Linked DNA regions of Homo sapiens: region 2 is linked to region 1. Evidence: read pairs that join two places in POLR2A ChIA-PET (ENCODE). Cell type or tissue: PC-3. All regions are shown on one strand.

Region 1 (8,000 bases):
ATGTTTCAAATCTTCCTGAACAGAACTTGATCCCTTCTGTAAAACAAAAGAAGTGTGCCCTTACATGCATTCTATTCCTTAAATCACAAGCCACTTACTTAACACATAGGTATGGTTTCCAAATGTTAAAAAACAAAAACAAAAACAAACTACAAAGCCAAGTTGTGACAATAAATGGCTGTCCTCCAAGTATTTTGTACTTTAGAAATATTCACAAAGTCACGTTTCACTTTTGAAAGCAGCTAGGCAATTATTTCATTCAACATAGAAAAAGGATTTGATAAGATTGAACAATTTATAATTTAAAAACTCTTGGCCAGGCATGGTGACTCATGCTTGTAATCCCAGCACCTTCAGAGGCTGAGGCAAGAGGCTTGCTTAAACCCGGAAGTTTGAGACCCGCCTGGGCAAACATAGCAAGACCCTGTCTCTACCAAAAAGCCCCCACAAAATTCCTATAGCAAACTAGGATTAGAATGGGATGTCTGTCCTTGATTTGATAAAAATCACCAACCCCCGCAAAAAACAAGAATGCACCCAAAGCCAAGGAATGTATAAAGAGATTCTAAAAATCAGAGAGAAATACAAGTTAAAACCACAATGTAGTATCACCTTAGGCCTGTTAGATAGGGAAAAGGCAGAAAGCTCTGAAATGTTGGCAGAGAAACGGGAATACAAAAACTGTGGTGCACTATTGATGGAAGCAGCCATCTAGAAGAACAATCTGACATTTCCTGTGACCCATCAAGTCCATTCCAAGCTATATATCCCAAAGAAACTCTTACATTGCTCCATAAGGGGACATGCATGAAGATGTTGAAGCATTTTTTTTGTGGTGACAGAGTTGGAGAAAATTAACATGTGCACCTCTGGCGAGCAGACTGGTAAAATGTGGTAGATGCATACATCTCACTGCTATTCAGCAGTTAGATGCAATATATTAAGCGCACAGATAAGACATATGTAATATTTACATAAAGTACCAAACATACCAAAATAAACTATGTAAGAACACATACACATACTAAACACATTAAAACAGTAACGTGGGGTGGAGGGTAAGAGTAATGACATATGGAGACTAACAGGAGTAGATAAAACAAGAAGATAGTCTCACATGGATCAAAGATAATGTGACTCTTCACAGCTGAATTTATGAGAAAGCATCTAAGAATATGAATAGGAAGGGGGAACTGTTATTGTCCCATAAATATAGTAAAATCTGTTTCACTTTTGAATAAAATAATTGTTACTGGTATAGTAGGTGAACTAATGTAATACGGTGAAAAATAATTTACTTGTCTAATCCTTAGAATAAAAAACTTGTAAGGCACAAGTTGTGGCTAAAAAAATCTTGATTCAGGCCAGGTGCGGTAGCTCACGCCTGTAATCCCAGCACTTTAGGAGGCTGAGGCAGGAGGATCACAAGGTCAGGAGTTCGAGACCAGCCTGGCCAATATGGTGAAACCCCATCTCTACTAAAAATAAAAAAATTAGCCAGGCATGGTGGCGGGTGCCTGTAGTCCCAGCTACTCAGAAGGCTGAGGCAGGAGAATCGTTTGAACCTGGGAGGCGGAGGTTGCGGTGAGCCGAGATCGCACCACTGCACTCCAGTCTGGGTGACAGAGTGAGACTTCATCTCAAAAAAAAAAAAAAAAAATGTTTATTCAGTAACTTTCGGCTAGTCAACTATATGGTAGGCATTAGCAGGGAATAAAAGAAACAGAAAAGTGTGGTGTCAAACCTTCAAGGCACTCATGATATACACGGGGTGCTAACGGGGGAATAGCAACTGAAACAAGGGGCAATTCCTGCCCCAAGAGAAAATCAGAGTGAATACTCTAATGCTGTCCAATAGGTGTATAATGTGACATACATATGTAATTTTCAATTTTCTAGTAGCTCCATTAAAAAATGTAAAAAGAAACATATTTAATACGTTAAATTAAATACCATTTTATTTAACTCAATATACCCCCCAATATTTCAATGCATAATATAAAAAGGCTTTATATCCTATTTTTGAAATACTGTCTTTGAACTGGTTTATCTTTTATACTTACAGAACACCTAAATTCAAACTAACCACGTTTCAAGTGCTTGGTAGCCCCACATGTGGCTAGTTGCTACTGTGCTGGATAATGCAGCTCTAGGCACCCAAAGGACATGATCACATTTGGGTGAGATGAAGGAAAAAAGGTACCCCAAGATGTGAAGGGATGGAGTCCTCAAAGGGCAAGTAGGAGAGTTCTTATGAGAGATGAAGGACATCTCAGGCCAGGCACCACCCAAGAAGAGGTAACAAAGCTTGGGTGAAAAGGGGAAACGCTACTCTACTACAACAACCCACCATTAGCCAAATTTACCGCCAATTTTTCAAGAAGCCTATCAATCTTAGTTTGTTATTTATAATAACAAGTACTAGCTAAATTTTAAAGACATGTATTGACATATGTAAACACCTAATCCAAGTCTGGTTATAAATCATGGCTGCATTTACTTCCCCTCCCTCTCCAAACTCCATTAATATGAAAGTAAAGGAAAAAAATATAAGGCATAAGGAAAAAAGCCACAAGACAAAGAAAATAAAAGTGGTAACAGATATACTTTCAGAAACTAAAAAAAGAAGGAAAATGACTTAACACATATAAGAAAGATTAATCCTAAGCCAGCTATGGAGATATTGGAAAATCCTGATTTGTATTATAGAACTCTCAAAAGGTTCAGGAACTGGTAGTACAAGTACCTCTAGAAGTGTGAGTGAAGTAAGCCTGAAACAAGAAGATCTATCAGTCTGTTAAATAACAGACCCCCGGGTCTCCTCTCCCACTCAGGCAAAAAACTGGAGGTTCTTTAGAAAGGGCAAAATGGAAAGTCTCTGGGCTTGGGGACACAGGGCACAACTGAGGGCAGGGACACTGAAAACAAGCAGAGAAAGCAGAAAGCCACAGATCTTTCCTTCTGCCCTCTCCCGACTCAGCTCCCTGGAACATGGGCATTCCGTGCTTGCCTAGGCCAAGTGATAAGACTAAATATATTGGTATCAAGAGCACCACAAAGAAATAACAGTGTGTCCCACTGTTGTATTCAAGATCCATCCAAATGCACAAAACTTCCAATCAGCCTTAAACAAACAGAAAAATAAGCAAGACTCAAAATAGCATTCTCTCTCTCCAAATCGGAGTGTCAGATGCTATATAAGACAGAAAACAAAATTCTGAGGAAAAAGGGCATTCAGTCTAGAATTCTATATGCAGCCAAAATATCAATCAAGTATGAGAACAGAATAAAGATGTTTGCAGATATGAAAGGATTTTAAAAATTTACCTCTGAGCAACTTTCTCAGAAAATCACTGGAGGAACTGCTGCAATGAAACCTGGGAGTGAACCAAGGGGAAGAAAATGGATCGAACAGGAAAGGCAAAGGGAATCCCTAGGATATGGGTGAAGGGAGATCTCAGGATGACAACTATGCAGCAGAACAGACAGACAGAACACAAGGCCAGCCTGACAGAGATGAAAGTGACTGAATGCCTGATGAATCTGGCCACAGAGGAAATTGAGAAAGTGAAGTCATAAAAATCTAAGTAAACAAACAAAAAAACCAAGACACAACTTGAATGATGTTATTCTCTTTTGATTTAAAAAAAAAAAAACCATGAGGCACAGCCGAGTGAATTTGTCCACAGTTAAATCTCAAGACTAGTTTCAAATTCCAGTCTATAACTCTAAATTCTAATTTCTCCTTTTATATGTTGTTCCTTCTTTTTTGCTCCATCTTATGAGGTCCATTCTACCTCTTCAGAATCTTTATCTCGATCAGTCTTAGACTCTCATTTTTGTCTTCCACTTTCAAGCCCAGACTCTTTCCATCACACATCCCTTCAGGAAAGTAGTGTAAGATTGTGGCCAGGCGCTGTGGCTCATGCCTATAATCCTAGCACTTTGGGAGGCCGAGGCAGGTGGATCACTTGAGGTCAGGAGTTCAAGACCAGCCTGGCCATGGTGAAACCCCGTTTCTACTAAAAATACAAAAATTAGCCAGGCGTGGTGGCGGGTGCCTGTAATCCCAGCTACTCGGGAGGCTGAGGCAGGACAATCACTTGAACCCAGGAGGCAGAGGTTGCAGTGAGCCAAGATCATGCCACTGCACTCCAGCCTGGGCAACAGAGCAAGACTCCATCACAAAAAAAGAAAAAAGACTAGAGTTATGTAAAATTCTATGAACAAAACCTGTGAATTCAACTTCTCTGATTTTATATTAAATTCTACCAATACAGATTTTTGTGTCAAATGTCCATACACAAACCCCACAATATTTAGGTCCAACAAAAAGCAAATGCCTGTCAACAAGAAATACAGAAAAAACACCTGCTTTGTTTGAGCTTCAACACTGAACTTCAAGGTCCCACATAACCCACAGAAACAATGTCTTATCTAGTGCACACAGAAGTACACAAGACCAACCATAGTTGAGCAGCTTGAGTGGCTAGAGTGTAGTGCTAGCGAACTCTCGGCTGAAGACAAAATTGGATGCCCCTCCCACCTCCAAAAAAAGGCCTTTTCTTTCAAAGCCAACTTCTGCCCTTCCAATTGTTCTGTACAAGCAGGTGCAGACGGGTGAGTACAAATTCCTTATTACTTTTGCAGACCAACTCCAAGCACAACCTTTAACTTCTTGTGTGAGACAGGACATTAAAGCTTCCCAGGTAAGAGATTTATTTTCTCCTTCATGTTTAATTTGAAATTTGAAAATGGATATGAGACAAATGAATTTTCTGCTTTAGTCCTCCCAGTGGTGATCAGAGGGTACTGCATTCCCTGACTCCTTTTTCTTTTTTAACCAAAGCCACAAGTCACGGAATATTCCCTGACTCTTACTAGGAATTTGTTCCAGCCCAGGAAAAAATTCCAGGCATAAAATTTGGCTATATCTTAGAATAATAAAATGCAGGCCGAGCGCAGTGGCTCAAGCCTGTAATCCCAGCACTTTGGGAGGCCAAGGCAGGCGGATAACCCAAGGTGAGGAGTTTGAGACCAGCCTGGCTAACATGGTGAAACCCCATCCCTACTAAAAATACAAAAAATTAGCTGGGCATGGTGGTGTGTGCCTGTAACCCCAGCTACTTAGGCTGGCAGGCGGAGGTTGCAGTGAGCCAAGGTCACGAGATTGCACTCCAGCCTGGCAACAAGAGTGAAACTCTGTCTCAAAAAAAAAAAAAAAGTAATAAAATGCAGAACAATCCTCTTTGCAATCAAATAGTTAATATTAATTTTTATTAGACTGTATAAGCCTCTATGTAATTACAATGTAAATCATGCACCATGTAAGTCTAAATAGTTATACAATGTATATATCATGAGCTACATAACTTAAATGACCAAAATTCTATTTACTGCAAATTTCAACCTTTACCTCATTTACATACATAAGATAAGGATGCTCAAATTGAAGTCTATAAGATCTTTCCCTGAAAACTGACTAAATATTTTCATGAATTCTTCAGAGATCAACTTTTTTTTTTCTTTCTTAAGATACATAGTTTCACCATGTTGTCCAGGTCGACTGGAACTCCTGGCCTCAAGTGATCCTCTGGCCTTAGCCTCCTGAGTAGCTGAAACTATAGGCCAACTTTTTTCTGATAAGGCCCAAACAGCTTGATTCAACAGGTTGTGCTTAGAAGTTGACAAGCTGATTAAGCCGGGGCACAGTGGCTCACGCCTGTAATTCCAGCACTTTGGGAGGCCGAGGAGGGAAGTGGGAGGATCATGAGGTCAGGAGTTCCAGATCAGCCTGCCAACATGGTGAAACCCAGTCTCTACCGAAAATACAAAAAAATCAGCTGGGCATGGTAACAGGCACCTGTAATCCCAGCTACTCGGGAGGCTGAGGCAGAATTGCTTGAAGCCAGGAGGCGGAGGTTGCAGTGAGCCAAGATCATGCCACTGCACTCCAGCCCGGGCAACAAGAGTGAAACTCTGTCTCAAAAAATAAAATAAAATTTAAAAATTAGCTGGGTGTGGTGGCGGCTGCCTGTAATCCTAGCTACCTGGGAGGCTGAGGCAGGAGAATCGCTTGAACCCGGGAGGCGGAGGTTGCAGCGAGCGAGATCGTGCCACTGCACTCCAGCCCAGGTAACAGTGTGAGACTCCGCCTCAGGAAATTTAAAAAAAAAAAAAGCTAATTAAATAAAACCATATTACATATTTTAAATGAGATACTCTACAAAGTATTGCTGGCTGGTATACAGTTAAGTGATCACCAAATGGCAACTATTGTTATTTTCCAGAACCACAATTTTTAATAAACAGTTTTTTTTAAACTCATGGAACCTGAAAACTCAATTAAATGGTCTGGAAATCTTCCTTTGATAGTCACAGTACAATCTAAAAGGAGTATAGTTTAGTTAGCAAGCCTTCACTGCACACTAAGGCAGTGATTTTTTTTTCTTAATAAATAAACATCAGAAATTCCTGCTATAGTGATTCTTAAGAGTGGTCCCCGGACCTGGAGCATCAACATCACCTGGCAACTTGTTAGAAATTCCAATTCTACGGGTAAAATCAAGGTCTAGGGGTAGGGCCCAGTGATCACGGTTCTAAAGCCCTTCAGGTGATTCTAATGTTTGCTTAAGTTTGAGAGTTACAGACTAGTTTCATAAAGCTCAGGCTGCTTTGTCCTGCAAGGAGCAGGAAATCCTAAAGAGCAGGAAAGCTATGTGTCCCAGGTATATGGCCTCTACAGCACCTAGCACAGTATCATACACACGGTAGGCATTCACACTTGCTGAATAGGTTAATTCAGTCTCACATAACCGATGACTGACTAGACAACAGCATCATCAGTTTCACAGAGGTCAGAAATTTGGGGGACTATTTGCATTAACTAATAATAAGTACATGATGCACACATATCAGTAACTGTTAAATAACTGGGAAAGCCCTGGGCCTCTGGTACTTTGGCCAATAACATTACCAGGCTTACGAAGTGTCATATCCTTTGAAATTCAGGTGAAAAATATGTTTCTCATTTTGCCAGTATAGAAAAAGGATGTATCCGTGGCTCCATATAACTATAGAACATAAACTGAAATGCAAACTGTTTGGTTGCCTTTAAAAAGCATATTTTGACCAGGTACAGTGGCTCACGCCTGTAATCCCAGCACTTTGGGAGGCCAAGGCGGGCGGATCACCTGAGGTCAGGAGTTTGAGAACAGCCTGGCCAACATGGCGAAACCCCATCTCTACTAAAAAAAAAAAAAAAAAAAAAAAAAAAATAGCCAGGCATGGTGGCGGGAGCCTGTAATCCCAGCTACTCGGGAGGCTGCGCACGACAATCGCTTGAACCCGGGCGGCAGAGGTTGGCAGTGAGCCGAGATTGCACCACTGCACTCCAACCTGGGCGACAGAGCAAGACTCCATCTCAATTAAAAAAAAAAAAAAAGCATATTTGACATATCAGCCAACTATAATGTATGAATTCAAGCTGGATTCTAATTTGAACAGTTTAAAAATTAGAAATGTGAGAAAATTTAAATACTGCATATTTGATATTAAGAAAATATGATAAAAGTATTGCTTTTTTCTTAAAACAGGCTTTATCTCTTCTAAAAGCTTTAGAGAGGAAATGATACTGCATTTGCTTCTTCATTTATAAATGAAATAAGATTGGCCACTGAGCTGCGCTGTTGAGTACATGGGGGGCTAAGTACATACCAGGGTTTCTCAACGCTGGCACTACTGACATTTTAGGCCGGGTAATTCTTTGCTGTGGAAGGCTGTCCTACGTACTGTAAAATGTTTAGTAGCATTCCTGGTCAGCCAAACCTTTCTCCAGCTGTGATAACCAAAGATGTCTTTAGACATTGTCAAATGTCCACTAGAGGGCAAAATCACCCTGTGGCTGAGAAGCATTGATAAATAACATTCTATTTTTTTAAATTTTCCTATAATAAAATATTTTAAAAAATAGTTTTGACTGAGTGTGGTGGCTCACACCT
Region 2 (8,000 bases), 780 kb after region 1:
AATAAATAAATAAATAAATAAATAAATAAATAAATAATAAATAAATAAAGGAAGTAAATTGTTATCTCTAGGATAACTACTCAGAGAATAGTATTTTTTCCAAATAGCACACAATTACCAAGCTAAGGAAGAGGGAAGAATAACAATAAATACTAAATCAATGCAAAGGAAGATCAAAAGGACTAACAAAACAAACCCACACAGAACAGGTGGGTCAAATAGAAATCTCTGAGTTAGATCTAAATACAGATATATCAATAAATACATTAAATGAAACTGTGAATGAAACTAAATGCAAGTTAAAAGCAAAGATGTGCTTTTAAGATGTGGATGAAAACCTGTTCAGACATAACCAAGACATCAAGAATAAAGAAAGGTTGAAAATAAAAAAGACAGAAAAAGATGCCATTCAAACACGAACAAAAAGAAAACTGGCATAGCTATACTGATATTAGACAAAGCAGACTTTAAGGCAAGAAGCATTACTAGAGTTAAAGAGGGGAACTCCATCATAAGAGGTTCAATCCTCCACAGCACACTGGATTAAGCAGCAAAAATCAGGAGCGCATAGTACAAACTCATGACATCACATTCAGAGGTGTTTTTAGGGAGGCGAGAAGAAAAGTAAAGAAATGGCAACAAAGAAAAAGAGGACATGCTACTGTGAAGCCTAGTAACACAAAAGGGATGGAGGGGCAGGCAAGTACTCTTTCGGAGGGCTGCAGGGAGGCAGTGTCATCAGGAGATGGCCTATTTTCAGTCAGAATAAGAATGTGTGGGGCGGGGGGCGGAAATCACAGAAGAAACTGAAGATTAGGGGAATTTTGCTGATATACCGTGAGTTTAAAAGGGCTCAGGGAAAAGTTCCAAGAAGATCAAGGTGAAAAACAGGATCAGAAAAGAAAATGCAGAGTCCATGAAAAGAGGGAAGACAAGGGAATCTGGCCTTCCGGCTGCCTGATAACTCAGAAAGAAGCACAAGATGAGAACAATGCTCACGGTTCCCAAGCAGACAGTGATGGGGAAGCTGTGGGTGAGGGTAGGGAGAGTGGGACTGGAATCGTGCCAGGAACAGCCAAAGTTTTAGGGCTTCCACTTGCCTTCTGTTCAAGCCTTCGGGCTGGCAGTGTAGTAGAAGTCTTACTCTAAGCATTGCTTTCTGCTGAAAGAGGCTACAGGTTTTAGTTATGATTTTAAGGAGCCAATAAATCTCGGGTAGATAAAAAGGTTATTCTTAAGAGTAAGAAAGAGAGGTTACACAGCCCCTCCTCCAGTCCTACCTCTGGAGTTTCTACCTGCCCAAGTCCCAGATGATTTTCCACTGTTTCTAATGTTGTCAAGCACAGTTAATCAAATAAAACAAAATGTTACTTTTCTGTGGATGGCAGTTAGGGGTAGGACAATTTACCCAGTTGTCTGCCTTCGTATTTCTCTTTGCGGGGAGAGGGGGAGGAATTTCAAGATCTTTTATTTTCAGAGATTCCAACAGTTGGTTAGCAATGCCAGCTAAATTGGTACAATCTGAAGACCATCCCACCTTGCATTCATCCAACAAAATCCCTACAAACAAGATCAGAGACCAACTGAGATCTATCTGTATCAATGTAGGAGGGCGAAAAGAGGCCCTCTCTTTCCCCTATTCCCCATATACCTTCTCCAACAAGACTGTTTTACAGTCAAATTCCGCCTTTGTATTTCACTCATTCATTCATTTAAGTGATTTTATTTCGTGCCAACTATGTACTGAGCAATGTCTACACACAAAGAGCCCTACCCTTGTTGAGCTTATATTCTAGTACAGACATTAAAATATATGTAAATTTACAGTACGCTAGAAGACGAAAAGAAAAAAATGAAATAGTAAAGCAGGAGAAAGACAACCTGAGGCTGGGCTCAGTGGCTCATGCCTGTAATCCAAACACTTTGGAGGCCAAGGTGGGAGGATCATTTGAGCCCAGGAGTTCAAGGCTGCAGTAAGCTGTGATTGCACCAGTGCACTCCAGCTTGGGTGACAGGGCAAGACCTTTTCTCAAAAAAAAAAAAAAAAAAAAAAAAAAGACAAAGACTGGTGTGCAAGACAGTTAAGACAGTTATCCATTCAAATGCCTCCTAAGAAGTGTTCTTACAAAGAATTATTTAAATCAGAAATTCGTGTCTAGATGTAGTGGCTTGTGCCTGTAATCCCAGCATACTGGGAGGCCAAGGTGAGAGGATCACTTGAGGCCAGGAGTTCAAGACCAGCCTAGGCAACGCAGTTAGATCCTGTCTCTACAAAAAATTCTAAAAAACTAGCTGGGCATGGTGGTGCACACCTGTAGTCTCTGCTACTCGGGAGGCTGAAACAGGAGGATAGCTTGGGCTCAGGAAATGCAGGTTGCAGTGACCTTCAAACAAAGCAACTATTTAACAATAGGTGACCAGAAATTTAATGACACTAAGGACTAAGTATTAATTTTTTTTAGTTGTGACATCTGTGTTTAGATTGTTTTTAAGTCATATTCTAGAGATACTTGCAGATAGGTAGGTTAGGAGAGGCCTTATTGAGCAATGATCTGAATGAAGTGAAGGAGATAAAGAAAGAGTAATGGAGCAGCAAAAAAGGAGGGGACCACGGTGAGGGCTTTCACTTTTACTCTAAGTGAAATGGGAGCCACTGGAAGGTTGTAAGCCACAGAGGAACAGCTAATTTACATTTTATTTATTTATTAGAAACAGAGTCTCTGTGGCCCGGGATGGAGTGCAGTGCCACAATCAGAGCTCACTGAGCCTTGAATTCCTGAGCTCAAGCAATCTTCCTAGCTCAGTCTCCCAAATAGCTGTGACCACAGATGCATACCATTGTGCCCGACTAATTTTTTTTGTGAGACGGTTTCGCTCTTGTTGATGCTGAAGTACAACGGCACGATCTCGGCTCACCACAACCTCTGCCTCCCGGGTTCAAGTGATTCTCCTGCCTCAGACTCCAGGGTAGCTGGGATTACAGGCATGTGCAACCACGCCCAGATAGTTTTGTATTTTTAGTAGAGATGGGGTTTCTCCATGTTGGTCAGGCTGGTATTGAACTCCCGACCTCATGTGATCTGCCTGCCTTGGCCTCCCAAAGTGCTGGGATTACAGGCGTGAGCCACCGCACCCCGCCGCGACTAATTTTTTTCATGGTGGGTGTGGGGGGGTGTGTGTGTGTGTGTATAAGTGTGTGGTGACGGGGTGTCTCCCTATTTTGCCCAGGCTGGTCTCAAACTCCTGGCCTTAAGCAATCCTCCCACCTTGGCCTCCCAAAGTGCTGGGATTACAGAAGTGAGTCACTGCACCCAGCCTAACAGATATAAAATACAGAAGCAGGAGATTTACAAGAAAGCTACTGTATAATTTGTGTTATACATGATGATTTAAAGGAAGACAGGAACTGTGGAAGCAATGAGAAGTAATTCTATTCTTCAACCTAGGATGGCTGGTCTGTAGACAGGTATACAAAAAGATATACGCAGTTATGGCTGTCAGTGGACAATGGAGAAGACATAAAAGCTAATAATTAAAGAGATTATTACTATAACAGACTAAGTAACAAGCTACATCAAGAACATAGATGAGGTGTACATAACTTACAAGACAGATAGGAGAAGAGTTTATGGTAATACTTAACAGGCCAGGCACAGTGGCTCACGCATGTAATCCCAGCACTTTGGGAGGCTGAGGTGGGCAGATCACCTGAGGTCAGGAGTTTGAGATCAGCCTGGCCAACATAGTGAAACCCCATCTCTACCAAAAATATAAAAACTTGCCAGGCATGGTGGCACACATCTGTAGTCCCAGCTACCAGGGAGGCTGAGGCAGGAAGATCGCTTGAACCCGGGAGGCAGAGGCTGCAGTGAGGCAAGATCACGCCACTACAGTCCAGCCTGGGCAACAGAGCAAGAACCTGACTCCAAAAAAAAAAAAAAAAAAAAAAAAGATTAGATAGAATAGATAGATAGACAGACAGACAGATAGATAGATAGAGGCATGGGCCAGGTGGGGTGGCTCACATCTGTAATCTCAGCATTTTGGGAGGCTGAGGGAGGTGAATCACCTGAGGTTAGGAGTTCAAGACCAGCCTAACCAACATGGTGAAACCCCAACTCTACTAAAAATAAAAAGTTAGCTGGGCGTGTAGTGCACGCCTGCAATCCCAGCTACTTAGAAGGCTAAGGCAGGAGAATCACTTGAACCTGGGAGGCGGAGGTTGCAATGAACCAAGATTGCATCATTGCACTCCAGCCTGGGCAACAAGAGCGAAACTCCGTCTCAAAAAATATAAAGACAGACAGACAGACAGACAGATCCTTTAGCTAGATACACAAGCCAGGACGCTTGTGATAGGGTCCATGCCTACCTGTTCCACAATCTCACCTTCCACCACTTTACCAATCACCTCCCTAAGCATCTGATCATATCAAACTACTCCTGACTTCGCAAACAAGTCCAGCACTCTCCATCCACAGGACTCCATCTAAACGTGTCTTCCCTCAGCCTGAAATGTCTTTCCTTCACTTGCCCTTCAAGAGCCACCCTAAGAGTAAACTCTGGAAAGCCTTTCCTTCTACATACTATTTCAACCATCTCACCCCATCCCACCAAGCCCCTAGGTTTATGCCCCAGGCATACCTCTATCACCTGGCATTTATCACACTAGACTAGGTATTTTATGACCATGGAAAACGGTAAGTACCATAAATGATGTCTAATATACAAAGTTATTTTCTAAAATGTACAAACGTCACTTAAAAGCAAATTACTAAACTTCAGCCAGAGAAATTTGTTTAGTTTAGTTTTGAGACAGGGTCGACTTTCTTGCCCAGGCTGGAGTACATTGGCATGGGCATGATGACGGCTCATGGCAGCCTCAAATTCCTGGGCTCAAGCGATCCTCTCACCTCATCCTCCAGAGTAGCTGAGACTATAGGTATATGCCCATGCCCAGCGCTTTTTTTTTCCCCCTGAAGACATGGTCTCACTCTGTTGCCTAGGTTGGTCTGCAGCCTCAACTTCCTGGGTTCCAGTAATCCTCCCACCTCGGCCTCCCTAAGTGCTGGGATTACAGGCATCAGTCCCTGTACTCAACCCAAGCAAAGAAATATATACTGATGAAACAAATATGGCAAACATCCCAGACAGGCACAGTGGCTCACGACTGTAATCCCAACACTTTGGGAGGCCGAGGCAGGGGGGATCCACCTGAGCTCAGGAGTTTGAGAACAGCCTGGGAAAACATGGTGAGACCCCATCTCTACTAAAAATACAAAAATTAGCCAGACGTGGTGGGGCACGCCTGTAATCCCAGCTACTCAGGAGGCTGAGGCACGGGAATCACTTGAACCCAGGAAGCGGAGGTTGCAGTGACTGAGATCATGCCACTCCACTCCAGCCTGGCAGGGGAAAAGCAAGACTCTGTCTCACAAAAAAAAAAAAAAAAGAAAAAAAAAAGAAACTTATGTAAGTGTAGTATCCCATAAAAGAGAAAAATTACTGTGTTCTTTTTTATTTGAGATAGAGTCTTGGGCCAGGCACGGTGGCTCACGCCTGTAATCCCAGGACTGTGGGAAGCCGAGGCAGGCAGATCACAAGGTCAGGAGTTCGAGACCAGTCTGGCCAATATGGTGAAACCCCGTCTCTACTAAAAATACAAAAATTAGCCAGGTATGGTGGCAGGCACCTGTAGTCCCAGCTACTTGGGAGCCTGAGGCAGGAGAATCCCTTGAACCTGGGAAGTGGAGGTTGCAGTGAGCCAAGTCTGTGCCACTGCACTCCAGCCTGGGCGACAGAGCAAGACTCCATCAAAAAAAAAAAAAAAAAAAAAAGAAAGAGACAGTGTCTTCGTTGCCCCGGCTGGAGTGCAGTGACTATTCACAGCAAAGATCAGTGTACTGCAAGCTCAAACTCTTGTCCTCAAGTGATCCTCCCACCCCATGCCATCATGCCCAGCCAATTACTATGGTTTTACCTAACAGAAGTGTAAGAAGTCCATTACTTTCTTACATAATGAGTTCCCAAAAACATGTACACAAGTGGAATGTGTGAAAGCAAGGCAACAGACATACCATAAGGGGAATTATGCTCTTGAAACGCTAAAAAATACAAAATACCTACTTACATCTCATTTTTCCAGAGTATAAATGCAATTTCATACATGTTCTTAAATTGATTTTTCTTTACAATTAAACAGTCAACGAACGAATGTGTCTAAGGTAAAAAACTGCATGCATTTAGACTGCCTGATAACTGTTAGCTTTGTTCTCATCTGCACTGTTTATAGAACCTACACTTTACATTTCTGCTATCATCACTTTCACTTTTCTATCACTATTTGCTCTTAATAACATATTGTGATATTGTGAAATATATATTTGGCCTTCCTGTTTCCTGGCCCTTCAACTCCTAAAATCCTCGGTATCTTCAAAGTAATGTGTCTTTTTGTATGCCAATGAGTTGACCAATAGCTGGCAACCGTTTGTTAGCTTAGGATGACAAATGGTTTCAACTCCCACCTCAACCTCCAAGGAGGGGAGAGGGACTGAACTTTTAATTCATCACCAATGGCCAAAAGATTTAATCAGTCATCCCTACGTAATGAGGCCTTCATAAAAACCTGAAAGGATTGGGTTCAGAGAGCTTGCAGGGAGCTGAACATGGCTTGTAGGGAGCCAAACACATGGGGGATTGCAGGAGTAAAGAGAAGCACAGCCATGTGAGGGGAGGGTGGCCCATCCCAACTCCAAGAAGACAGAAGTGCCAGTGCTAGGGACCATTTCAATCCTGGCCCTATATGTATCTCTTCACCTGACTGTTTATTTGCATCCTTCCAAATATCCTTTGTAGGCCAAACATGATGACTCACACCTGTAATTGCAGCACTTTGGGAATCCAAGGCCGGAGGACTGCTTGAGCCCAGGAGTTCAAGACCAGCCTGGGCAATACAGCAAGACCCCATCTCTACCAAAAAAAAATTTAATTAGCTGGGCATGGTGCTGTGTGTATATAGTTTCACCTACTCAGGAGGCTGAGATGGGAGGATAGCCTGAGTCCAAGAAGTTGAAGCTGCAGTGAGCTGTGATCGCACCACTGCACTCCAGCCTTGGCAACTGGGGAAAGACCCTAACTCAAATAAAATTTAAATATATATATACACACACACACATACACACACACACACACACACACACACACACACACACACACACATATACACATGTATCTTTTGTAATAAATGGATAAACACATTTCCCTGAGTTCTGTAAGTTACTCTAGCAAAGTAATTGAAGTCAAGGAGGTATCTGCAGGAACTCTTGAAATTTGCAGCTGGCTGGTCAGAACCACAGACAAAATAAATGAAGGTTTACGTTCACTATCAAAGATAGGACTGAGTCCTCAACCTGTGTGATGTGTCACCATCCATCTCTAAGCGGGTAGTGTAGACAGTGTCAGAACTGAATTCAATTAGAGGATGCCCAGCTGCTGCCCACTGCAGAACTGATGGCCTACCTCCTGTTGGGGAGAAATCCCCCCTCAAATCTGGAGTCAAAAGCATGTTGTGAAAGTGTAGTGGTAGAAACCCAAGTTTGTATTTTCTACTCAAGCAGAAACTGTGATTTTCAAACTTGTTTAATAGCAATGAAACTCTTTCTTAAAAAAGAATTAATGGCCAGGCGTGGTGGCTCACACCTGTAATACCAGCACTTTGGGAGGCCAAGGTTGGGCAGATAATCTGAGGTCGGGAGTTGGAGACCAGCCTGACCAACATGGAGAAACCCTGTCTCTACTAAAAATACAAAATTAGCTAGGCATGGTGGTGCACACCTGTAATCCCAGCTACTTGGGAGGCTGAGGCAGGAGAATTGCTTGAATCCAGGAGGTGGAGGTTGCGGTGAGCCGAGATCGCACCATTGCACTCCAGCCTGAGCGACAAGAGCGAAACTCCATCTCAAAAAAAAAAAAAAAAAAGAATTATGCAGGCCAAGGTGGCT

The links. Peaks named below come from ENCODE experiments on the same cell type or tissue, not always from the same donor. Only the 100,000 strongest peaks of a DNase experiment are listed, where the experiment ranks them.
Region 2: POLR2A ChIA-PET joins it to region 1 with 16 read pairs; 2 of 35 experiments call an interaction of 5 or more read pairs at or near these places.

Annotation. Positions count from the first base shown.
Region 1 is chr14:103,390,987-103,398,986 of GRCh38, reverse strand. All of the region lies in intron 1 of MARK3 (microtubule affinity regulating kinase 3), which reads right to left. Among named protein-coding and RNA genes, the nearest start is that of MARK3, 9.6 kb to the right of the region's middle. In PC-3, CTCF peaks have their summits at 4,584, 4,786 and 7,776; DNase peaks (open chromatin) are centred at 3,536 and 7,776; H3K4me3 peaks cover 278 bases; H3K27ac peaks cover 271 bases.
Region 2 is chr14:102,615,425-102,623,424 of GRCh38, reverse strand. The region is part of intron 2 of RCOR1 (REST corepressor 1); the gene reads right to left. Among named protein-coding and RNA genes, the nearest start is that of RCOR1, 27 kb to the right of the region's middle. In PC-3, no CTCF peak of the experiment used is centred here; no DNase peak of the experiment used is centred here.